2 separate regions of the Homo sapiens genome follow, and region 2 is linked to region 1. The links are chromatin contacts, found by Hi-C in ENCODE. All regions are on one chromosome and are shown on one strand. Each heading gives the region's core, a stretch centred on a gene start or an enhancer-like site at or near the end of the contact. The rest is flanking DNA. Distances are from core to core; before and after follow the strand shown. Region 1 holds the start of TCF3 (transcription factor 3). Region 2 has its middle 7.4 kb from the start of TLE2.

Region 1 (3,850 bases), core at 531-3,030:
CTCTTTTACAAGCTTCAAGACTTAAAGTGCCGGGGGTGGGGGGGACGCGCATCCTATGCAGGGACCAGCAAAGCTTTCCTCCACCCTCAATCTCCCTCCCCCCAAGAAAACCCCAACAGTATTCAGGAAAGAAAAAAAAAACAGCCCTAGATTGCTTTACTGTCGCGATGTATCCGGGAATTATTTTTAAGCAAAACTTTGACAACATCCCTTGCCTGCCCTCCATGAGCGGGGAGAGCGTCTCAAGACCAGGGTGCTCCCGCGTGGTCCCAGGGGGCTCCATTCTAAGATGGGGGATGGGGGATCCACCTGCCAAGACCCATTCCACCCCCAGAAAAAGGTACAGAGAAAAATTTCCATTCCAAAGAAATGCACTCCAGGCCCCTCCAGTCTCGACTTTCCCCAGGGGTCCCCAGGTGGGGACGGGGGCAGCCCGGGAGACACCTCCGAGGCTGGGGGTGGGGAGGAGCCTCCGAGGTCGAGGGAGACCCAACTTCAGAAGCAGAGAAATCCCCTCTTTGTCTGCCAACTGGAGGCCGGGTGTGAAGCGGGCGCCCCAGCGCAGCCCCTCCCCCGCTCAGTTTTTTTCTTTTTTGGAGGGCGTGTGAAACTGACTTTTTTTGAGGACTACGAAACCGCACTTTTTTGTGGGGTAGCTGAAACCGATTTTAAGACAGACTTAGTTGGGGGGGTGGCGAGCTAAAACGGGCATTCTACGGGAGCTGGAAGACTTCTGGGGCGTCCCAAGGACTTTGAGAGACTTGGAGAATGTTTGAAGCCACTTTGCACGGCGCCGAAGGCGGGGGGCGCGCTGGAACGCCTTTTTCCCGGGGGGAGGCGGCCCGGGAAGCCGGACCCCCCTCCCCCCGCAGCCGGTGCAGGCGGTGCGGCCCGGGAGCCTTTGAAGCTCGCAGCGCGGCCGCCGCCTCGCCCCGCATTAACGCGGAGCAGATGTTACCCGCGCGCCCCCCCCCGGCCCGCCCGGCCCCGACCAGCGCCTGCAGCGCGCGGCACCTTCCCCGCGCAGACAAAAGGACGTCCCTCCCGCGCGCTCCCCACCCCAAACTCCGGCGCCCGGGCCGGGCCCCCCTCTACCCGAGAAAGGGGGCGCCCCGGGGTCCCCGTGCGCCCGGGCTGGGGGGGACGGTCCTCGCGCCTAAGTTGCACAGCCCGTCCGGCGCCCCCCGCGCCCCCGCCCGGGGCTGCTTAAAGTTTCCCGAAGTGCCCGGCCCGACGGGGGCGACGCGGGCCTGGCGAGCTCCGGGCTCCTCCACGTCGCCGCCCCCCCGGCGCCGCGCGAAGTTGGAGAACAATGACTCCCGGGCCGCGGGGCGCCCCCCGACACCGCCCCCGCCCCAACTTCCTCCGCGCCCCCCCCCAACAAGCGCGCGCGGGGCGGGCCGGGGTTCCCTGGGCACAAAGCACGGGGGTACCGGGCGCGCCCCCCGCCCCCCGCCGGGCTCACCTGCTGGGCGCGGCCGGGCACGCGGCGCGTGGGGGGGGGCGGCGGCATGAAGCGGGGGGGCCCCCCCCCGGACAAAGGTGCGTCGCGGCCGGGCCCCCGAGGGTCGCGCGTGGGCGGCGGCGGCGGCGCGCGTGGCCCGGGCCCCTCCCACCCCCGCGTGGCCCGTCCCGCGGGGCCCGTGCGCGCGGCCGGCCGGGGCGCCCCTGGGGCAGCGGCGTGCGCGGTGCCCGCGGTGCCCGCCGCCGCGTCGGCTCCGGCCCGCTACGCCCGCAGCCGCCGCCGCTGCCTCATCTTCCTGCGGCGGGAGACATGTTCCGCCCCCCGCCCGCGCCGCCCCGCCCCGCCCCGTGCAGGCCCCGCCCCTGCCCCGCCCCCGAGTGCCCCGCCCGGCGGCCCACGCGGATCCCTCCGCCACCTCCGGGCGGCTCGGGCCCGAACGCCCTAGCTCGGCCTCTCGAGCACCCTCGTGAGGACCCCGAATCCCGTGAGGTCCAGAGCCTGGGAGCGGGGACGCGCAGAGGAGGCGGTCGGGCCACGGCGCGGGGAGAAATCACGGACTATCCCCGTCCGCGGAAGCACACACGAGCTGTGCGCTTAGTCCATGACGCAAGCGAGTAAGGCCCGTGAGATTGAAAGCTAAGGCAGAGCAGTCTGGTCAATCGGAAGCCGCGAAAGTCTGATGGGCGGGGATCCTAGCCATTCGTGGTGAGGCCCCGCCTCCTTTCTTCTCGGCCCCGCCCCTCAGCAGAGGCGGGACTCTGCGAGCGAGAGGCCGCGAGAGGCGGCCGGGGTGGGTCCTGGAGTTTTGTTCTCAGGTTGGCGTGGCCGCCCGCGCGGAGCCTTCTGCTTGGTTATATTTGCGTTCCTCGGGCCGGCCCCGCGTGCTGAGTGGTGCGAGCGGGTATCACGGCCCCGAGGGGGCTACGTCAGACCCATTTTCCCGGCGGGAAAACCGACTCTGGCTCCGGCTCTGGGTCAGAGAGCCCCGCGGGGAGTCTCAGCGGTGCCTTTGCCGACTTGAGTCTCCGTCTCGGCATCTGTGAATTTGGACCTGACTTTGGACAGAACTCAGGCCAGATCTGGCTTCCTGATTCTTAGTAGTCCGTGTCTACATTTTAGTAAAAAGTGACCCCGCCTAGGATCGGGCGCCGTGGCTCCTGCCTGTGATCCCAGCGCTTTGAAGGAGGCCGAGGCGGGAAGATCGCTTGAGGCCAGGAGTTCGAGAACAGCCTGAACAACATAGTGAAACCCCCCCCACCCACACCCGTCTCTAAAAATATTTAAAATAATTTAAAATAATAATTTAAAAAGTTGACCGGACGCGGTGGCCCACGCTTGTATTCCCAGCACTTTGGGAGGCCAAGGCGGGCAGATCACCTGAAGTCAGGAGTTCGAGACCTCTCTGGCCAACACGGTGAAACCCCATCTCTACTAAAAATACAAAAATTAGCCGGGCATGGTGGCGGGCACCTGTAGTCCTAGCTACTCGGGAGGCTGAGGCAGCAGAATCGCTTTCACCCGAAAGGCGGAGGTTGCAATGAGCCGAGAGCACGCCATTGTACTCCAGCCTGGGCAACAAGGACGAAACTCCGTCTCAAAATAAATAAATAAATAAGTAAAATAAAATAAAAATACAAAAATTAGCTGGGCGTGGTGGCATACACCTATAATCTCAGCTACTCGGGAAGCTGAGGCAGGAGAATCGCTTAAACCCAGGAGGCAGAGGTTGCAGTGAGCAGAGATCGCAGCACTGCACTCCAGGCTGGGCGACAGAACGAGGCTCCGTCTCAAAAAAAAAAGTAAAATAACTAAACAAATAAATGAAAATAACACAATCTCCCAGGGCTCCCTGGGGCCCCAAAGGGAAATTTACACTCCACTCCCAGCCTGGGAAGATGCCACCATCTCGCTGGCCCGCTTGGCTCCAGCCATCCTGCCCTCTGGATGGTCCAGAACTTGCTAAGCTCATCCCCACCCCGGGCCTCTACGTTTGCTTTGTCCTCTACCTGGGAGGCTTTTCCCACCCCTATCTGGAGCCCCTGAGTCATCACAGTTCAATGCTGCACCTATGCCAGGCCGGCGGGGAGGCGGGGCCACAGGGGCCCCCCACCAAAGCCACAAGCCCCTCCTGCTATACACCCAAACTGGGCTGTCCACAGTCCGACCCTCCGTGCCCAGAGAGTTCCACGTGCCGCAGGTCTGGGGAGAGGGCTGTGGGTCCCAGGGTCTGTGCTGCAAATCCCTCATCCCTCTCCACCTCACTGTGACCTCAGGCAAGTTCGTGCTACTCTCCGGGCCTCGGTTTCTCCATCTGGACAGTGGAAGGGGGGAGTCTGGCACACAGTAGGTGCTCACAGCTGATGCCTGCCTTCCTCAGCCGCCCCC
Region 2 (3,897 bases), core at 329-2,828, 1.4 Mb after region 1:
ATAAACTGCTTGGTGTTGGTGGATAAATGGATGTTTAGTCTACGAACACCTCCACATGCTGCAAGAGGCTGGATTCCTAGAGAAGATCCAGCCCTAGGCCTTCCAGGGAGGGGCTCCCAGAGCATCTGGTGGGGACAGAGGTACAGGGACACGTACCCTCCCAGGGTCACATAGGGTCAGTGTCAGCACAGGAGCGAGCTAAGGATGAAGGCAGAGCCGGGCGAGGAACAGGGGCATTGCCCGGTGAGTGAGCTGAGGCTCCCTAGAGCAGGGGATCTTTACCCAGCAGTCTTCAGATCCCTCTAACAGGCACACTGCACCGGGGAGGGTAAATACAGATTTGTGGATTGCCCGAGAAGCCACAAGACCACACACGCACACAGGAACACACCCCATCCCTTAGTGTGTGATCCGCCAGGAAGGAGGAGTTTTTGCTCTGGGCAGCAACATCCCCAACTTTGGGAGCAGCGGGTGGAATTTGGGGAGACTCTGCTGCCAGCAACTGTGTGCATACTGGGGAACCCTTGGCCGCCTGTGACTCCATAACTCCCCAAAATACCACATCCGGCCAGAGCAGGAAGCAGGGAAGCAACCTGCCAGGCGTGTTCCAACGTGGGTAGAGTCCCCAGCGACTTCATTTGCCACGCGGGACTTCACGGACCCCCTCTTTGCGCCTCAGTTTCCCCAGCTGCACCATCAGGGAAGAAGCTGCCAGAGGGGAAAAGGAGCTCAGCCGCCGATCTCCCCCTTCCCATTACAGAGAGGCTCAGCCCCTGGTTCCTGGCTAGGGTTTTACGTTGTGGATGTGGGTTTACGGAAAAAAAAAAAAGGGAAAAAGCTGAGAAGCTGCGCTGGGACCCCGGATTGCTCAGACCACCTTAAATCAGCCTGGCCGCCCCAGCTACTGTGGAAATTCCTTTCTCCGCGGTGGTTGGCTGGGGGCGCCAGCCAATCCGCTCGCGACGCTCCCACATGGGTCAGTGACGTCACATAGGAAACTGGCCAATGGGGATTAGGAGACCAGCAACCAATGGCAGGAGGCACTGGGATCAGTAGGGCCAATCGGAAGGCAGCTCGGCGCTCCCGGCGGGGTTTGGCGAGTGTGGCCCCCCTCCCTAGGAGAATCTGAGACCCTAGTGGACGCCCGAGCTCGACCGGATTGGAGGAGGGGGGGCTAAGGCTCCATTATTATCCAGAAACAGGGGAAAGCGAGTCACCCCCAAGCCTGGCCTATCTCCCCTTCAAAACAAGGGACCCTCGTGCAATATGCTACCAGCTAGCTGGCGGAGCAGAGGTTGCATCTTTCTCCCTATTTCACAGATAGGTAAACTGAAGCAAAGAGTAGTTAAGTCACGCTGGACGCCCGGCGAAGAGCTGAAGCTCTTACCCGAGCCTGGGGGCTCCAGGAACGGTCTCAGTTTTACCCCCAGGTGGGGGGGATGGGCCTATAGGTAGTCAGGGGTGGAGGGGGGTGGTGCTGGGCCTTGTGCCTCAGTTTCCCCGAGCGTGGAAGCTGGAGGAGAGCACGGGTTTTCAGAAAAAGACTACGATTCCCAGAAGCTCCCGCGCGGCTCCCGCCCAGGCTGTCAATCAAAGTAACGTGGGTACCTCTCCGGCCCGCGCTCTCCCGCCCGTCGCCTCCCTCCCGCCAGCTCCCGCTCCCTCCCTGCCGGCTCCCGGCCCGGCGCGGTATAATTACAGCCCATTGATCCGACCCGGGCCGGGAAAGCGGCTCCCTCGGGGAGGCCAAGCCTTTGGCTTCCGACACCGCCAACCTCTGCCTACCGCCCCCTCCAGCCGAACTGCCGGGCCACCAGCCAGGCCTGTCCCCTCCCGCTGGCCCCGGGCTCGCGGGTGACCTCTGAGCCTCAGCTCCCCGCCACGCTTGGCGGTGTGCCCCCCGGAAAAATCACACACACATTTCCTTCCACCCAGGAACATGAGGAGCCATCTCCCTAGAACCTCCAGGGCCTCTCTTTGAGCCTCAGTTTACCCAGATGCACAGTGAGATTGCTGGACAAAACTTTCATGAAACCCATACTCCGTGCTGTTCTGCCTGGGAGCAGCCAGGGCTGACCTTGGTGGAAACTCAAGGAGGGGCTCCCAAGTTTGGGAGGAGGGGGAGACAGCCCAGCTCTCTCAGAACCCCTGTGGTCGGGGTTGGGGTTAGGGAGGATCAGAGCTGGGGGTGGGAGTGGGGGCAGGCTCAGCCAGGATTTAGCGCCCCCATTGGGAAGTTGGGATAGCTTTCTAGATGTTGGGTGGTAGTATTTAATAGATGTTGGGGCAGGGCGTGGTGGCTCACGCCCGTAATCCCAGCACTTCAGGAGGCCGAGGCAGGCGGATCACCTGAGGCCAGGAGTTCGAGACCAGCCTGGCCAACATAGTGAAACCCGGTCTTTACTAAAAATACAAAAATTAGCCGGACATGGTGGCACGCTCCTGTAGTCCCAGCTACTCAGGAGACTGAGGCAGGAGAATTGCTTGAACCTGGGATGCAGAGGTTGCAGTGAGCCGAGTTCGCGCCACTGCACTCTAGCCTGGACAACAGAGTGAGACTCTGTCTCAAAAACAAAAACAAAAACAAAACAAAACAAAAAGATGTTGGGTTTCGGTATTTAAGCTAGGGTTTTGCAGAATGCATAGGAGTTGCCTCATTTGAGCAGTGCCTTTAGATTACCCTAACCCTAAGTGGACAGAAGAAAGATGGGGCAGCCTTAAGCCCTTTCCTGTGACAGAGTGAGCCTTGGGCTCTGACCCCTAGCTTTGCTGTGTGGATCTGGGAACATCCCCCAGCTGTGAAGTGTCGGGGAGGTAGATACCCCCTAGGGTTAGAAGGCCCCTGTGCCTACTTTCGCATGGGTCCTGAAGTCACAGTGGGTTCTGACCAGCAGGAGTCAGGGCCTGGGAGCCCGTGGTAGGAGGCACTAGGATTGGCTGAGGGGCTCAGGAACTCCAGCCTCTCCCTGAGTAAGAACTGGGCGGCTGGGGGAGAAGTCCCAGAGTGACAACGGCTCAGTGCCAGGCACGTTTACTCTGCTTGGGTTTCCTTGTCTGGAACACAAGATTAATAATAGAATCTTCAAATAAGGCCTATAAAGTACTTACAATAATGCATAGTAGGCCGGGTGCAGTGGCTCACACCTGTGATCCCAGCACTTAGTTGGGCCAAGATGGGTGGATCACCTGAGGTCAGGAGTTCGACACCAGCCTGGTCAACGTGGGGAAACCCCATCTATACTAAAAATAGAAAAATTAGTCGAGCAAGGTGGCACACGCCTGTAATCCCAGCTACTCAGGAGGCTGAGGCAGGAGAATCCTTGGAACCCAGAAGGCGGAGGTTGCAGTGAGCTGAGATCACACCACTGCACTCCAGCCTGGGGGACAGAGCGAGACTCTGTCTCAAAAAAATAATAATAACAATAACAATAATAATAATGCATAGTAAATGCTCCATAAAGGGTAGCTATTTGTACTCCCAACATTTATTTTGTCCTTATTATTATTTGAGACAAGGTCTCACTCTGTCACCCAGTCTGGAGTGCAGTGCCACCGTCATAGCTCACTGCAGCCTTGACCTCGCTGGGCTCAAGCCGTCTTCCTGCCTCAGCCTCCGGAGTAGCTGGAATCACAGGTGTGTACCACCACACTCAGCTAATTTAAAAAAAATTTTTTTGTAGAGACAGGGTCTCACTATGTTGCCCAGACTGGTCTTCAACTCCTGGGCTCAAGCAGTCCTCTTCCCTCAGCTTCACAGAGTGCTGGGATTACAGGTGTGAAACACTGTGTCCAGCCCCCACTATGTCCTAAAGGGTCCTTCTCTCCCACTCTCCCCTCACGCTCCACATCTATGCTATGCATTCTCCATTGCACCCACATCCTTGATGATCCATTGAA

The links. A loop is a pair of places that touch in the nucleus more often than their neighbours do. Pooled maps may share reads with other maps.
Region 2: a loop to region 1 is called in a pooled map, with 7 times the contacts of the local background. The contact joins the enhancer-like site here to the promoter of TCF3 in region 1. A Hi-C loop is called at or near these places in 2 of 50 pooled maps.

What each region holds. Positions count from the first base shown.
Region 1 is chr19:1,650,835-1,654,684 of GRCh38, forward strand. It overlaps TCF3 (transcription factor 3), which reads right to left and starts at 1,781. Exons shown (of 19, transcript NM_003200.5): 1 at 1,466-1,781. RefSeq lists silencers at 700-819, 800-1,022, 830-1,059, 1,150-1,229, 1,760-1,889 and 1 more and enhancers at 2,240-2,289, 2,410-2,519.
Region 2 is chr19:3,034,718-3,038,614 of GRCh38, forward strand. It overlaps a transcript of TLE2 not described here. Among named protein-coding and RNA genes, the nearest start is that of TLE2, 7.4 kb to the left of the region's middle. RefSeq lists an enhancer at 554-753 and silencers at 894-1,063, 1,724-1,783. Within about 2 kb of position 1,579, at least 38 of the 41 ENCODE cell types and tissues checked have a DNase peak (open chromatin) inside an H3K27ac peak, as active enhancers do.